2 separate regions of the Homo sapiens genome follow, and region 2 is linked to region 1. A link is a loop called in an ENCODE intact Hi-C map of the cell type or tissue named here. Cell type or tissue: B cell. All regions are shown on one strand. Links, peaks and the distances in the headings refer to the core of each region. The heading gives the core; the rest is flanking DNA.

Region 1 (8,690 bases), core at 419-8,418:
GAAAAGCCTGGAAGGGACAGAAGACATTCTCCCTGGATTTTGCATTGTCTAGGTGTGACTCCCAGAGCTTCCTCAGCTCTGGAGTCACAGGCTTGATGGTGGAACCAAGGAATACAGGAAGAGAAGGGAAGTGAGAGGCCAGCTGGCCACATTTAGAGGCACCTTGACTCTTGGAGAAAACCCCTCATTATCAGAGCTGATTTGAACTGGGTTGATCATTAACTTGTAGCAAAAAGAATATGTCCTGATTCCATGTAGTCATCATGTTTTTGGTTGGATGGTTCAAACAGTCAATGAAATAAAAACTATAACTGTTAACCATTCATTCTGAAGAAGTACAACTATGGCTAGACAGAAATTTCTCCTGTGGCTCCTAAGGAGAGCTCTGTGAGTGATGTCACAGAAATGCCATGATGATGTCCAGGCAGGAGAGGCTGTGGGGCACAGAGGGCCCTTCTCACACCAAGCATCCTGTACACCACTGCATCCACCACACCAAAGACAAAGCCACCAGCCACAGCTGCCAGGGCTCAGCACAGTGCTCTCCAGGCTGGACACCAGGTGTAGGCCCTCATATCCTTTAATCCTCGTTACCAAAACACCAGGGGTTAGGTCTAGGTCCCGCAGCTCACAGTGGCACAGAAAGCCAATCACTGAGGCTACTACTGCCAGGGAAGAAGGCTTTATTGGGTGCTGCAGCTGAGGAGATAAGAGATCAGTCTCAAATCCATCTCCCCGGTGGAGTAACATTAGGGTTTTCTCTGGCAGGGAAGAAATGTAACCATGTGTGGGAAAATGGGAGCCAGGGAGGGGTGAGGAAGAGGAATTGATCAACAGGCAGCAGATGGGTGGTTAGGCAGTCATGGAGGGCGAGGCCTCTGGCCTCTCATTGACAGATGTGGGGACCTGGTGAGTTTGAGCTCCTTGACACCATCTGGGAGGACTGATGGCTGGTGTCCTGAGAGAGAGACTCAGGTAAGACAAATCTCCATTTCTCAAGTTTTGAGACTAGGAGGGTCCATTTTTATGTTCCTTGAAAAGAAACCATACACCTCAGTTGTATGAGACAATCGGGCAGGTTTTATGCTCAGCCAAGCAGGTGAAGGTGAGTGTCCATGCCCATTCCTGGGTGCTGAGGGCCTGAACAGGCCATGTGCATGAAGGAGAGGCTTGGATCTTACGAAATAAGAACAGAAGGTGACTCTCACCTGCAGTGAGGCAAGTGCAGAGAGCACCTCAACCCGGTGGGTGCAGGATTCTCCCTAGAGAGTTCTTCGGCTCTTCCCCAGTGTGTAGACAGGAGCCCACGGCACACAGCGTGGGAAATGGAGCATGCTGTGTAACACCACATGCAATGCTGCCCCTGAGCCTACACGGGGTTAATTATCCACAGAGCTAACGAGAGAGATGGCCAGCAAAAATCATCATGGCCCTTACCTATGGTGGTGGAGGTGGGAGTGGCGACATTTTCTCCCCGGTAATTTTTGATATGATTTGGATGGTTGTAATGAATGCACAGCACTTTTGTAAAACTAACAGCCTCCTTTCAAAAATGGATCAACTTATAAAGATAAAATTGTTTGATTTTGGGGTTTTTATTTAGGGTGGTTCTTTCTAATAATAAATTTGGCAAAATAATCAGTAGGCTGTTTGGGATATTCATAGTTTGAAATAATGCAACCATATAATTTGGGAAAATGGGCACTCTTGTCTTTGTGTTCTGTATTGCAGGGAGAGGTGCATGGATCTAATTAAGTCCAAAACAGCATCACATGAGAACAAGCCGGGATTTATTAATGATCAGGACACCATGTGAAATTCATCTCCTTGACCTTAAATATTGAGATGACTAGAAAGAAATCCAATTTATTTGCTAAATCAAGAGATGGATTGTCTTACAGCCATATCTCGTCTATGTATCCTAAGCCTCACATTTATGATAATTTATTTTGAAAAATCAGCACATAAATATAATGTCAAGTTTTTTGTGGAGAGCCTACTCATCCTGAAATATTCTCACTTGTGTCATGAACACAGGTGTGCTGTAAATTTAAATGACATCTTAAAACATTTTTAATTCTGATGAGATGTAACAAACCTTCATAGAAGGGGCTGCTCCTCTGTTCTGCTTGACCCACAGATATTGGTAAACTGCAAGCTTTCTATTTCACTCTGTCTACATTCGCCCGTATTTTGTTGGAAAACAATGAATTTGGGGACAGGAAGATCTGGTTTAAACCCAAATTCTTTACTTTCCGCCCCTGTAAACTTGGCCAACACATCTCATCTCTCTGAGCCTCCCTGTAAAATGTTGATAATGGCACCATTTTAAGATTGATGATAATGTATATGTTTTGCCTGCCACAGTGTATGTGATCAATAAATAGTGGCCATTATTCCTTGCAAAAAAATATCTACCCGATGATGGGATATTGGATTAAGAATCAATGAACAAGAATGGAGTAAATAGCTCATTTTTAGACAATGAAGACTATGTCATTTAGGGCACAGACACTCATATTCTCTGAAGCAGGAGGTGATATCTCGGCCAACCTTCCCAACAAAAGGGGAGCATGTGGGGACAAGTGAGATGGTGTTGGGAGAGGCACAGTCCCGTGCAACAGCAAATTGTCTTTCCATAGGGGTGAATGATCATCTAACAACACTTTAAAATAATTATCTATGATAAGACCTGTGGGTCTTACAGTTTCAGAACCAATGGAACTTTGACTTATATCTTGCAATTTTTGTAGCGGATTTCATGTTTGTATATGTTTTGGTCAATTCCGTCGTTCTTTTTATCTCTTTGGGAAAATGGATTTTACCCTCCAGCATATAATGAGGCAGGCTGGGCAGGAAGCTGGGGGGCATAGACCCCCTTGCTAGGGCTCTGTGATGCCCAGCAGTGTCTTGGAAGCACCTCTGCCTGTCCAACCTCTTTTTGACACTTACTCTTATTTTACTTCAACTTATCCATCACCAAACGGGATTCCCTTTAGCATGGTAAACTATGGACTCCATCTGTTGCTTGTTCTATGAAGATACAGAACAGACCCGGGCAGTCACTTCCTCCATGTTACTGTCTAGAGGCTGAAGGACTGGAGCAATATCCCCAGCATTGCAATGTCCACTGCTAGCTCTTCCCTGCTGACCTGGGGTCATTGGCACAATCTGACCCCTTCCTCTGGAGCCACCTCCTCTAAGAACTCTCCCTGTTGTCCTGATCCCAGCCCTCCTTTTCATCCCTCTCTTATGCACAGCATCCCCGTGTCACTCCATCCTGGCTCCTCCATAGCACTTGTGCCGTGCTGTCCTCTGTTTACACCACCACTGGATCCTGGGCTCCTGGGGGGTAAAGAAGACGTGTGTCTCATTCGTCTTTGCATTTCCAGTGTCTAGAAGGTTGCCTGGCACATCGAAGCAGCATGGGTATCATCTGGAGTAGCATGGTCATCGTGTAGTGACTGAATGCAGGGCTGGAATCCCGTTCACACTTCACTGCGTCGCCCTCTGGTGGCCAAGATAACCCAGCCATGAGGACCCAACCGTTGTTGAAAGGAGACACCTGGCTTCTGCTCACGCAGGGAACGTAGAGTTTACTGTCATACCTGAGAGGCTTTGAGACAGAAACCATACGCAGGGGCCGCAGGTGCATCCAGGGGGTGTGTGGTCACCCTAATCACAGGGCATGAGAAAGACGGTGGAGGCAAACGACACCAGCGAATTGATCCAAGTCAAAGCAGTCATTTCCAATAACAGAGGGGCTGGGGAAGAGCTGGGACAGCTCAGCAGAGGTCTGTTGCTTGAAAATTCCAGAGCCCAACTCAGGATAACTTGAGCAAATGGGGAGGAATCGGGGATGGAAAACGTGGTAGGAGATCTGGTATGAAAGTGAGTAGAAAGCTTGTGGATGGTGCGGCAGTAGGGATGGTCTCCTCCAGGAGTTAATGAACTTGAAGTCAGTGGACTTCAGGATGCAGAACAATGAACAATGAAGTGGACTTCAAAGGAACCACTACTAATTGTCCTTCTCCCTGTTTCTCTGCCCCCAAGAATCCTAGTGACAGGGAGAAGGCTTCCACTTGGACTTGCTTGGGTCCATGAGCCTGCCTTCCCTCCTAGGCTAGGTGAGGGTTGCCTGCCTGTTGAGTATTCAGTTAGACTTCACATAAGAGAAAGCAGTAATTTTCCCAAGCGGAAACCAGGGTATTTTCGACTCTCATTGTTACCTCTTTGGACTTCTTCTCTATCTAGAAATACACTAGCTCTAATTGTGAGCAATAGCAATGTTGAGACACTTGCTTAACCCATTTTTGCTTATTTGCTACTTCTTAATTATCATTATGAGATCAATAATAATTACGAAACTACAGAAATATAAACAATCATGACATTAAACGCCAATAATATAAAACTTTTGGATATGACCTTCTTTAACGAAAGGACAAGGGCTTTCCTCATAAAAGCTTTCGTTACCAAATTGAGGACATGATTGAAGAGTTGAAATCAACTGTATTTATTTATTTTTGTTCCATAGACGATTGTGCTTTTTTTTTTTTTTTTTGGTGTGGCATCAGCTGACTATATTTCAGAATAAATATGTTGATTAAGTTAAAATGCACAAATGGGAAATGAAAATTATGTAAATTCCCTTTGTTTTTCTTGTGCTTTTTTTGTTAAGGAAAACATAAGCAATGCATGAGTAGGCACTGTAGTCTAATCACACTTTATCATGTAAATGCATATTTACAAAATTTTAAAAAGGTGGATTATGCAAACTATTGTAGGGACATACAAAAAAAATGTAGATTATTTACCAGCCAGAAAATTATGCATTTAAAAACATGTTGAAACGCTTACTCTTCACGTGAAAAACCCTAAGTGCTCCTCCTCACTGGAATGGTTGATCACACCAGTGTGTGCTTTATTTAGACAAAATATGCAGGGGAAATTCTTAAGCGATGAGAATCAAAATGTGTGCAAGAGCCGTCAGTTTCCAACGTTAAATGTGATCGTTTTCAATTTCCTGCACGGTTTTCTTTAAAATAATCACCCCTATTCTTGGAGATGTTTCTAGGATTCCTTCTCTAGAATAAGGAAAAATCAGGTACTAATTTAGGGGAAAATATATATACAAATAAGCTTTCCCGGAACTCGTTTGTGTCAGGGTTTCCACTCTTGGAGCCTTAGTTTTCCTTTACATTTTCTCCCCTGTCTCCTGATGCTTAAGTGCCCAGGGGGAGTGCTGAACAGGCAGGGTCAGGCTGCTGTGAGATGCGGTCTTCACATCACCCTCCCAGGACACTGGCGCTCACTGGCACAATGGGTTGTGCTGCCTGGAGAATTCCCTGGCATGAGCTGGCCGGTGTGCTGGGAGCAGAGACCCGAGAGCTTGGAAGGAGAGCACCGTTCGCTGGCCTGTGGGATCCTTTGGAGAATGAGGGGACCTGTGAGAGCTGGAGAGCCCCCACTTCCTAGCTTAGGGAGAAACTTCCTGCCTGAGCACTCCAAGAACTGCCAAGGCTTTCCCAAGTCCTGTTCTTACCTTTGGGGGCAGCCACAGACAACTTCAGTTCCTGTTCCCTGTAGGAGGTGAGGCTGGGCGTGGGCACTGTCCTGGCCTAGCGGCCCTCAGGACTGCGGGTGCCGTGGCAGAGCAGCCACGTGGCCCGAGAGGCGCGCCGGGGGCCGGGGGCCGCTGTCTCACGGGTCTGAAGGCCCCAGTTAACAACAGCTCTCTTTTCTCTACCCTCATTTAAGAAATGCTTGAGAAGCAGACAAGAGTCGGGAAGATACAGAGCAAAATATCATTTTTATACGGATAAAGCTGTGGGAAAATGTGGATTGTTGGCCAAGTGGGTGTCTTCATACTTCACCTCCAAATTAAAAAGACTTACTGTGGCCGGGTTCGGTGGCTCACGCCTGTAATCCCAGCACTTTGGGAGGCCGAGGAGGGTGGATCATGCGGTCAGGAGATCGAGACCATCCTGGCTAACATGGTGAAACCCCGTCTCCACTAAAAATACAAAAATTAGCCGGGCGTGGTGGCGGGCGCCTGTAGTCCCAGCTACTCGGGAGGCTGAGGCAGGAGAATGGCGTGAACCCGGGAGGCGGAGCTTGCAGTGAGCCGAGATTGCACCACTGCAGTCCAGCCTGGGCGACAGAGCGAGACTCCGTCTCAAAAAAAAAAAAAAAAAAAAAAAAAAAAAAAAAAAAAAAGGAAAAAGAAAAGACAATTTACTTGCAAAATCACAGCACATTGGCTGCAGTGACCAACAGCCCAGCAGGTTCTGCCTCTAAGAATCACTGCACAGAGAGGCACCGCTACACGCTTGCTTCCGGCAGGCAGCGGCTCCCATAGTTAGAGAAAGCCAGAGCTGATTCTCCCAACGTCTTCCAGATCTAGACCTGCCAGTCAGATGACCCAGGGCGGGCGAAGGGCAGGAGACCCAGAAGAGCTCTTCTTACGGAGGGTCTTCCCCTGGAAAAAGGAAGGAAAGAAAGCAAGCTCCCTCCCCGATCCCAAGGCCAGACCTTCGGAGGTAGAAAAATGCCTGATCATAGTCGTGTGTCTGTGTGGGGAGATTAACCTCTGCTCATCGGCCTGTGCTCACAGCCAAGGTCTGTGCAGATACAAGCGCGATGCAAGGCGGAGCCTCTGATTTCAGGAGATTGCAGCCCAGCTGCAGTGATAAAACGCATGGGACAGCTTAGGGAACAATTTACAACGTATTATTAACCACTCAAATGAAAGAGATGGATGGCAGGAGGTTTATAAACTAAGAGAGGAAACAGGGCAGGCCTCAGCAGCAGAGCTGGGCTTCCAGAGCAGGTCCTCCAGGTAGAGCTGAACAGACGGGCAGTGCCGGGAGAGGAGGAAGTGAAGGGATTCTTCTGTGTGTGTGTGCAGGAATGAGCACAATATGCAGAGATGTGTGAAGTGTGTGTGTGTGTGTCCACATGTGCATGTGTGCACAAGTGAGCAGGAACGGACACAGTGTGCAGAGATGTGTGAAGGCCTGGCCGGGCCTCTCTGGAGGATTGCAGAGTTGGAGAAAGTGGCTGGCATGGATTTGGGCTGCCTGCCCCTGGGTGGGGATTCAATGCAGACACATCACTGTGATGACTGGCTGACCATCTTCTTTCTGTAGCTTTGCCTCTGGGTTGGGGCATATCCCATAACCTTGATTACACATCTGCCAAGTAGGCACTCCTGGTTTTGATGACAGCTTGCTGAAGGATCAGCCCTGACTGCAGCAAAGTGCCATGATGCTTGTGGTTTTGAAAAGAGAAGAAGCGAGCCGGGCTGTGTCTGGCTCCTGTGAGGAGTGGCTGGCTAGCCCTGGGGTCTGGGTGACTGGTAGTATCATTGTGCTGATGGACAGTCTGGTAGACAAAGCGGGGGGTAGTTTGGCAAGGAATGGATAAGATTCTGCTGGGATAGAGGTACTGTTGGAAAATGCCAGCTGTCTAGACGGTGTCAGGAGTTATCTGATGAAGGCTGGGATTGGGCGGGATTTTCTCGCGTGTCCTCCACATCTGAAGTTGATATCTCTTTCTTCTTAAACTTTTTACAGCCTTGTGTTGAGAGCTGTCACGTGTATAGAGTTAGAGACAGATGGACCCACACGGACTCATCTGTATCTGTGTCATTCTCTGTGACTCAGTGATCCACCCATGAAATATTAATATGTTTCAGGAGAAGTAAACACTAACACACAGAGAAGCATCAAAGAAAAAGAAAGTAGATTTTTAACTCAACCAAAATATGAGGTGATTTTATAATAAACCATGCATAGTAGCTTGATGACATGTAATGATGCCATTAAATTAATTTATACCCCAACTGTACAGTAAGTACCGGTTATTGCCAGGTTATTCCACGTTAAAATAACATGGAAATGCCTATGCCATTCTATTATGTGAAAAACGAGACAAAGTGATACACGAAGCATGCTCATAAACGTGGCTATGCAAAAATTTCCCCCAAAATGTGTGCTTTGGGTTAAGACTTGGAAGGAGTACTTTAAAGGTATGTTTATTTACTTCTCTTCCATAGTTTTTACATTTTTCAAATTCCTTTCATGAGGAAAATCTATTAAATGCACTTCTGCTCTGGACGTAGGGCTACCAGCAATCCAGGAAAATTTTCAATTATTCTGAGTCAACTCGTCTATCCCGGGCCTTTTACTCAAGGATTGAAGTGAGATGAGGGTTTCAGGTGAATTTTCCACTTGCTTTCTTCTTATTCCTGCTGATGTGAAGGGCTGTGTGTGTTCCACTTATTTGTCTTAAGCACAGGCTGACCTCAGCAAGCTTTGTCACACCCAACATCACTTGGATTCATACAGCCGGGCTGGGCTCCAGGGTCCCGTACTTGGCAGCTCTCCTCAGTGTTCAAAGTGAAATTTGTCTTGTGGATGATGTTGAAGCTATGGCTTTAGAGGCTGAAATTGTTCTCTGAGCCAGGTCCAATGCTTAGGACTGAAAAAAGAATGATTGCATTTGGATGTAGTGCATTTTTCTATAGTGTGTAACAACTTTTTGCCTAGCTTCACTCTGAGCCTCTTGTTCCTACAGTTACTGCATCCAATCCACATTCTGAACCCCACTGAGCCCATATGCCACCCCCTGCAAATGGCTGTGCAGAGCTGAGTTGGGCCGAGTTAAACTTGGACATTCGGCACATG
Region 2 (8,690 bases), core at 310-8,309, 140 kb before region 1:
TTTCATGCTCGGTGGCTGTATTTTGAGGAACGAGGCACTGGGAGTGGCTTTCTAGGGGCTGGGGGCTGAGCAGAGGCCTGGCACCTGCGAAAGCATCAAAGAACAACTCCCATTGTGTCGTTTAGGCTAACAAGCAATATTTGTTGTCATTATTTTCTCTGCTTAACCCATTTTTAAAAATGAGCTTTTTTTTTTTTAAAGCAGTTGTGGGTTTGTCGCACAATTGAGTAGGAGGTACAGAGATTTTCCAAAAAACTCCCCTGCCCCCACACATAGCCTCCCTCACTACCAACACCCCCACTAGAGCGGTCCATTTGTTACCATCCATGCACCTATGTCACCGACACACCCTTGTCACCCAGCATTCAGAGTTTACGTCAGGGCTCAGCTTTTTACCTGTTAGGAGGGAGTGGCCACCTCCAAGCCCCTTACATCCTAGGTGGGAAGCTGGAAGCTCTTCTTCACCAACTTTTAAATTTAATCGACCTCCTACTCATACAACTTTTGCTGCATGGGAGCTTTGGAAGGTTAAAAAAAAAAAAAAAAGAAAAAGAAAGAAAGAAAAAAAGAACTGATCCCTCCAAAAAGGAACACTGAAGTGCTGAGGTTCCCAGATGAAATCACAGCTCACAGCGTCATCACAGGAATTTCTGGATAGAAGCAAGCAAGTGCTTTGGGGGCAACTGAAGTTCATTCTTTGACCACTGTCTGCTCTCCGCTGTGCCCGTGAGCACAGCTGGCCAAGCCGATGGCAGAAACGGGCAAGGATGTCCTGATCCTCTAGCTTCCGGCGGGGTGTAAGCAACCCCGGCACGTTTATCCAAAACACGCCCATCCCGCTGCCCTGCAACGCCTTGTGAATGAATCGTGGACCTCCAGCGCCAATCACTGTTCAGGGGCTTCCTGCCTGCTCTGCGCTGTGCCCTCTGGTGCCTCGGCTTTTGGAGAGAGTTGAAAGACTCTTCACTTATCACGCACTGGTCCCACAGTAGAGGACCTAGCGATGGACACGGGACACTGGGCAGGATTCAATTATGTTTCTCAGTTTGATCGAATGCTGCTGAGTCATTTTCTTTCTTTTTTTTTTTTTTTTTGCTTTGTCACCCAGACAGTGGGGTGACCACGACTCACCACAAACCTTGACCACCCAGGCTCAAGCAAATCTCCCCGTCTAGCCTCCTGAGTAGCCGGGGCAACAGTTGCATGCTATCACGCCTGGCTAGTTTTTTATTTTTTGTTTTTTGTACAGATGAGGTCTCACTATGTGGCCCAGGCTGGTGTTGAAATCCTGGGCTCAAGAAATCCTCCCACCTCAGCCTCCCAAGTGCTGGGATTACAGGCATGAGCCCCCATGCCCAGCCTCTGAATCATTTTCTTTAGGTTAGCAAACTATTCGGCCAGATCTTTTAAATACATGAATGCTTTATTGTTTTGTTTTCCTTTAACTCATTCTGTTCTCCACACTCATTTAAGGAGACAAGTCTGTTCATTTCTCCACCAGATACATTTTACTGTAGGATTTGGGAGTGACAAAGCCGCGAGTCATTTAAACAGCGGGGTTGCATGGCTCAGAAGAGTTGACTACTCACATAAGTCAGTGTATTGGCGGAGGAGGAAAAATACTCCTTTAAATACGAGTAATAAAACAATATTAAAAGTAGACCAGGCTGGACGCAGTGGCTCATGTCTGTAATCCCAGCACTTTGGGAGGCTGAGATGGGTAGATCACAAGGTCAGGAGTTTGAGACTAGCCTGACCAACATGGTGAAACCCCACGTCTACTAAAAATACAAAAATAGCCAGGCACGATGGCACGTGCCTGTAATCGCAGCTACTCAGGAGGCTGAGGCAGGAGAATCGCTTGAACCCAGGAGGCGGAGGTTGCAGTAAGCTGAGATCGCGCCATTGTACTGCAGCCTGGGTGACAGAGCAAGACTCCATCTCAGAAAAAAAAAAAAAAAAAAGTAGACCAAGGTTCCCCTCAAGCAACTGCTTTCATTCAAGTATGTTTTTCTTTCTCCTCGGAATGCTCCCTTAGTCACTCACTGGCTGTGCGAATCTGGGCAAACTGATTTTTCTGTCTGTGCCTCAGGTTCCTCTCTGTGACACAGGGAACGTGATCATGCCAACAACATCCTTTGCTGTGAACATCAAACAAACAAACACATGTGATGAAGTTACAACAGCCCCTAGCCCATAGGAGGAACTCAGATGTAAGTATTATTGTTTCAGTGTTCCCTTTGAAGATAAAAGACAAGCCCCAATACTCTGCAAGTTGTCTTGCTCTGTGCTGGACTTTCCACAAACCAGAGGATGTCAGAACAGTTTCCAGAATTTTCCATGCTAAAAAAGAATCATATGAAATTGTGGCAGGCCAGGTCTCACTAATGCAGGCCTCCGTAACAACAGTTTCAGTAGGCCTTTCCTGGGCCTTAAAGCATGACAAAATAATGAAGGAATTCTTAACAGGGCCCATTTAGGATTAAACAAGTTTTATTGGGGCCTGAAGGAACTGCCCAAACCTCCATGATTTAGCAGGAGACAAGATAAGGGTAATCACCCCGGAACCTGGACCATTTGGTGAAGTAAACTTACTGAGGCTCGAGAGGAAGGTCTTCAGGACTCAGATATTAGTTATAGACTAGAAGAAGTTTATCATCTGTGTCTTTAGATGAATGCTTAGAAGGTAGATAAGCTCTGGAAAACTTTGTAATTTTGAGTTTGTCTGGCAATAATTTCCAGGTCTTCTCCCTGTAACCGGTGGCAGAAAATAAAATCTCTCTTCCTCCCCAGTTCATCTGCATCTCATTATTGGGCTGAGAGAAATAGCCGCCTGCCCCTCAGTTTGGTCTGAGAACAAAACATCTGAAGCATGCGATTATTTTCGCAACACTTGTCTTCCGTTTCTGCCATAGCCTGTTAAAGGAGTTCTGCAATGTGTGGGGCCAAACTGCAGCTCAGAGAGTCTCCAGTCAAGAAGGAAGCTGGCCAGGAACTACTGGACGCTTGGAAATGTCCAGCCTGTCCCCAATTCCTGTTCCCCTGGGCAGCTGCCCCCGCCTTGCTGAGGGCTTGAGTCTCCTTTCTCCGACAGTAACATTTACCAATGCTAACATGTTTGTTTTCTCCTCTTTGGAGAAATGTTTGTGATAAATATGCAATATTGATTGCAGAGGTACTGATTGTGATGGCTTATTTAATATGTATTGTTCTGGAATGTAGATCAACTTCTATATTGAAAGGCAGAAATGTCTGAAGTGGTTTAATATTTACCCTGCTTTGCTGCTTTCAGATTGAATGCTTACATTTTTGGTTTCTTTTTCTTTTTTGAGGCAGAGTCTCGCTCTGTTGCCCAGGCTGGAGGGCAGTGGCGCCATCTTGGTTCACTGCAACCTCCACCTCCCAGGTTCAAGTGATTCTCGTGTCTCAGCCTTCTGAGCAGCTGGGACCACAGGTGGGCGCCACCACACCCGGCTCATGTTTGTATTTTTAGTAGAGACGGGGTTTCGCCATGTTGACCAGGCTGGTCTCCAACTCCTGGGCCTCAATCAACCCACCTGCCTCGGCCTCTCAAAGTGCTGAGATTACAGGAGTCAGCCACCACACCCAGCCCTGAACTTTTACTTTTAATTATTCCAGAGACAGTAACAATCAAGATATACCAATTGTGGCTCAAAGTGAGAAGTGAGAATTCTAGCTAAAATTGTAAGAAAAAAAAAAACCAAACTGTAACAACCAACCTACCAGATAAAGAAGAGAGCCAGGATTTTTAATTTTAAAATTTCTCAGAAATGTTATAGAAATGTATCATTGTATTAAATGCAAGCTGTATTGATCAGATTTGTGAAAATTCAGTTTTCTTTCCTAGTTTTCTTACAGCCCTGGGATTTAAATGACTTTTCCAGAAAAAAAAAACCAAACCAGAATAATCCATAATTTGTAAGGAGAAAATCAAGACTGGATAATTATTTTACTTTTGAAATTTTTTTCTTGATTATAGTTTAAAAGGTAGATTGGAGTCTGCAGGTACCATAAGACTGAATTTACAAGGATTTGTTCATTGTTTTCAGAGAATGAAATCTGTATTCAGCATTTCAGACACTAGAGGGAAGCGTTTGACTGACTTAAGGCTCCTCCAGTTCAAGAGGAGAGAGAGAGGGAGAGAGAAACTCAAATGCTCCTCTGCGATAATGTCCATTTTTTTGTTGTTGTTTTCCCTGATTTTCTCTCCCTTTTTTCTTTCCCTCCCTCCTTCCTCACTTCCTTCTTTTATTTTGTCTTTCTGTTTTCTTATAAAGGCAATCTTCTTAAGAGCTCAAATGAACATTCATATTTTATGCATTTAGAGAACAAAGAGGCCATGAGGTGTGTTCTCACTGTAATGGACACCAATCACGGTGTGAAATCACGGCACCTGGTTTTGGTCCTTAAACACCATTTGAAACCTTTGTTAGGTCAGTGGATATTAATTTCTGGGGCTATGTTTCCTCTCCATTTTTCCTGGGTTCTTTATTCCACCTGGAAGACGTTTCCCTCTGAAGTTGCTGGAGAGCAGAAGCAGGCCTGAAGCTCATCCTTCTAGGGAGCCTGCTGAGACTGTGACCGAAGTGTGAGTTCGTCACGGTCCTCACAGTCTTCATGGTCCTCACAGTCCTCCCTGGCTGCAGTGCGGTAACCGCACCCTGGCCCTTGGTGGACCAGGCAAAGAGGCGCCCTAGTCGACAGGGAGGAAGGCTATGGGCTCCTGCACTTTTTTTCTTTTCTTTTCTTTCTTCTTTCTTTCTTTCTTTCTTTCTTTCTTTCTTTCTTTCTTTCTTTCTTTCTTTCTTTCTTTCTTTCTTTCTTTCTTTCTTTTTCTTTTTTTTTTAAGACAGGATCTCACTCTGTTTCCCAGTCTGGAGTGCAGTGGTGCAATCATGGATCACTGCAGCCTTGACCTCCTGGGCTCAAGCAATCCTCCTGTCTCAGCCTCCCGAGTAGCTAGGACTATAGGCAAACATTACCATCTGTAGATAATTTTTAAAATTGTTTTTTGTAGAGACAGGGTCTTCATATGTTGCCCAGCTTGGTCTCGAGCTCCTGGCCTCAAGGGACCCTCCCACCCCAGCCTCCCAAAGCATGGGTATCATAGACATGAACCATCAAGCCCAGCCTCCAGCACTTTTTAAAAACTTTAAAATAGAATTAATAACAGTGGTTACTTTATGGGGTTTTGAGGATCCTATGATCATGGCATCTGGCATACAGGAAGTACTCAACGTTTATTACTTATTCTTGTTTTAAGTTCTAGTTATTTTAAAATCTCTTATTTCTTGTTAAAAACAGGTTGGAATTATTGCACTATATTGCACTATAATAATAATGATAATAATAATATTGTAACTGGTAATCCTTAAAATCTTCCTCCTAGACCATATAAACTGCTAAATGTTGAGAACTATGATTCTTGTTTGACATGTAGGGGAGTCACCTAATCCATACATTAAGGAATAAGAAATATCTTTTCAAGTATTCCTGTATTCAACTTAAAATAATATCTCCATCCCACGGAATTGTATTTTCACCTTCTTGATTGCCAACAAAAGAATGCTATAGCATAGAATATATTTTGTAATATTCTTTGATTTAGAGTTTCAGATTTCTGACCCACGGAAAGGCAAGATATTCTAATTCTGCACTGCCCAGTAGGGTGGCCTCTAGCCACATGTGGCCACTGAGATCCTGCAGTGTGGCCTGTCCAAGCTGAACCGAACTCTTGGTGGGAAATGCTCACCAGATTTGAAGACTTTGTATGACAGAATGAACAGAAATATCTTGACATTTTTGTCTCAGGTATATGTTAAAATAATATTTCACATATTGGGCTTAAAATATATTATTATTATTATTATTATTATTATTATTATTATTATTATTATTATTTTGAGACCAAGTCTTACTCTGTTCACAGGCTGGAGTGCTGTGGTGCAATCTTGGCTCACTGAAACCTCCGACTCCCTGGTTCAAGCAATTCTCCCTCCTCAGCCTCCTGAGTAGCTAGGACTACAGGCATGTGCCACTACGCCCAGATAATTTTTGTATTTTTAGTAGAGACGGAGTTTCACCATGTTGGCCAGGATGATCTTGATTTCCTGACCTCGTGATCTACCCACCTCAGCCTTGCAAAGTGCTGGGATTACAGGCGTGAGCCACTGTGCCCGGCCTTAAAAATATATTATTAAAATTGCTTCTATCTGTTTCTACTTAATATGCTTTAGAAAATTTAAAATGGCATCTGTGGCTTGCATTGTATTTCCATTGCAGTGCTCTCCTAACTAATTTTGTACATCAGAAAATTCAAACTATTACTTATTATAGCCTAATATTTTATTTTATTTTATTTTTTGGTTACAGGATCTTGCTCTATCACCTGGGCTGGAGTGCAGTGGCATGATCGCGGCTCACTGAAGCCTCATCCTCCTGGGCTCAGGTGATCCTCCTACCTCAGCCTCCCAAGTAGCTGAGACCACAGGCATGTGACACCACACCCAGCTAAGTTTTGCATTTTTTGTAGAGATGGGTTTTCACCACGTTGCCCAGGCTGGTCTTGAACTCCAAAGCTCAAGCCATCCTTCTGCCTCAGCCTCCCAAAGTTTTGGAATTACAGGTGTGAGCCACAGCATCTGGCCAATCTTAATATTTTAAAAAGTCAAACAAACTGATGGAGAAAAACAGGTTGAGGATGCATTCACTTGAGAGTTATTTATTAATTATCAATTATTATTATTATTATTATTATTATTATTATTATTATTATTGTTATTTTTTGAGATGGAATTTTGCACTTGTTGCCCAGGCTGGAGTGCAATGGCGCCATCTTGGTTCACCACAACCTCAGCCTCCTGAGTTCAAGCAATTCTCCTGCCTCAGCCTCCCGAGTAGCTGGGATTACAGGCGCCCACCACCACACCCAGCTAATTTTGTATTTTTAGTAGAGACGGGGTCTCTCCATGTTGGTCAGGCTGGTCTTGAACTCCTGACCTCAAGTGTTCCACCCCCCTCGGCCTTCCAAAGTGCTGGGATTATAGGCATGAGACACCGCGCCTGGCGAGAGGTATTTAAAAGGGGTCCACCCAGCAGGCCCTACCCATCCCTTCTCATTTGCTCTTCCTGTAGGTTTGATGACCTCTGAATAATTTGTCTTTTCGGAAAAGTGGCAAGTAAAGCCCTTTTTTTCCTTCTTCCTTACTTTCTTGGAAAAGCCGAGTGTGAATATGAATTATCAGCAAACTCATCAAACTTGGATGAAGGAAGGTGCTGGATTCTATCTGCGAGGGTTCCTGGGGTCCGATTTCGTGGCGTGGTTCTGGTCAGTGCAGGAGCGTGTGCTCTGCTGAGGGATCACGGAGGCCTCCTCGTAGTCAGGGCTCTCTGCTCCCACATGAGCTCATTGAGGCCCATCTCCCTAAAACATTTCTGCATTTACTCCTTAAATAAACACATTGCATTGCAGGCTGGGGAATGCCACACCATATTCTTCCCTTAAAATGTCAGAAAATGTCTGTGCTTTATAAAAATTCATTCTCATGTTAGCAAGCTTTACCCCTCATTCTCAGGGTGATGAAATCAGTGGAGATGGATGATATTATCCTGAGTTTTTTCTTCTTCTTGTATTTTAATGAGCTTCGTTGCTCTGCTCTCTCAGTTTATTAGAGATCACCCACTGCCGTGAGCCCAGGAGTTCAGCCGCCTTCTGTGGCTACCCAAGGACCCCCATTTCCATGTGATTCTAATCTTGCAATTCTCTTCTTCATTACATTCTTGCCATGCTGGCTTTTGTAAGATTCTAGAAAGCATTTTACAATACACAGGGCAGGAAAGGCATCATTTATAATACATGGTAGTTACTCGTCTTTTATTTATAAATCATTTTGCTTGGAAGGCTTTTATTTCTATGCAGGCAGTGAATCCTCAATTTTGTTTAAACGAATTCACTGCTTCCTCTTTATTCCTACTTTTTTTTTTAACATAACTCCAATATCTTCATAATAAATAATAAAATAATTACTTCTGTCTCGGGTGTCTGCACAACCTCCAAATACATTCTCAGCCTGGGCTCATATGACATTGGCTGTGATGTGGTCAATTAATCTTGGGGGTCTATAGCGTGCTGGTCATTCTGTCCTGATTGTATCCAAACTGACTATGAAGATGACCAAAATAACTGAGTGATCCTGCCCACTTAAGAATGCTTCAATTGCTGGGCACATTTTGGACCTAAAAAAAACAAAGTAATTACTATTTTCAAAGAGCTGGATTTCCAAGGCCTGCTGCCTATCTGTAGATTAAAAGAAAATGGCCCCAGGTCACCGGGTGCTGTAACCGGAGGACACTGGAATTGGAATCTGAGGCCTCCTACATTGACCTTGACCACTTTACTTGGTTTTTCTGAGCCTCAACCCTCAAATATAAAACAGGGGTAATAATAGTACTTAAGGGCTCACATGGTCATGAGGATTCGATGCAGTTATGTTGGAAAATATCAATTTGAAAATGGCACAGCAGTGTGCAATATCATTTCTCTTTTATTATTTACATTGCTTTACAAGCAATTGCGATCTTAACCCTGGCCATCCTTCCATAACACTTTGTCAGGGAAACTTCAGCTTTGTTAATCAAAGAATGAAAGGAAGGGAAGTGGCTGAATCATG

The links. A loop is a pair of places that touch in the nucleus more often than their neighbours do. Peaks named below come from ENCODE experiments on the same cell type or tissue, not always from the same donor. Only the 100,000 strongest peaks of a DNase experiment are listed, where the experiment ranks them.
Region 2: a loop joins it to region 1, with 8 times the contacts of the local background. A loop is called at or near these places in 11 of 110 quality-filtered maps.

The regions. Positions count from the first base shown.
Region 1 is chr10:2,834,107-2,842,796 of GRCh38, reverse strand. No RefSeq gene overlaps it. Among named protein-coding and RNA genes, the nearest start is that of PFKP-DT, 230 kb to the left of the region's middle. RefSeq lists a silencer at 6,714-6,914. In B cell, for the core only: CTCF peaks have their summits at 3,276 and 3,476 (motif pointing left); a DNase peak (open chromatin) is centred at 3,516.
Region 2 is chr10:2,973,712-2,982,401 of GRCh38, reverse strand. It overlaps LOC105376352 (a long non-coding RNA gene), which reads left to right. Exons shown (of 4, transcript XR_001747271.2): 3 at 5,630-5,832; 4 at 5,951-6,052. Among named protein-coding and RNA genes, the nearest start is that of PFKP-DT, 89 kb to the left of the region's middle. In B cell, for the core only: a CTCF peak has its summit at 4,091 (motif pointing right); a DNase peak (open chromatin) is centred at 4,111; H3K4me3 peaks cover 452 bases; H3K27ac peaks cover 1,682 bases.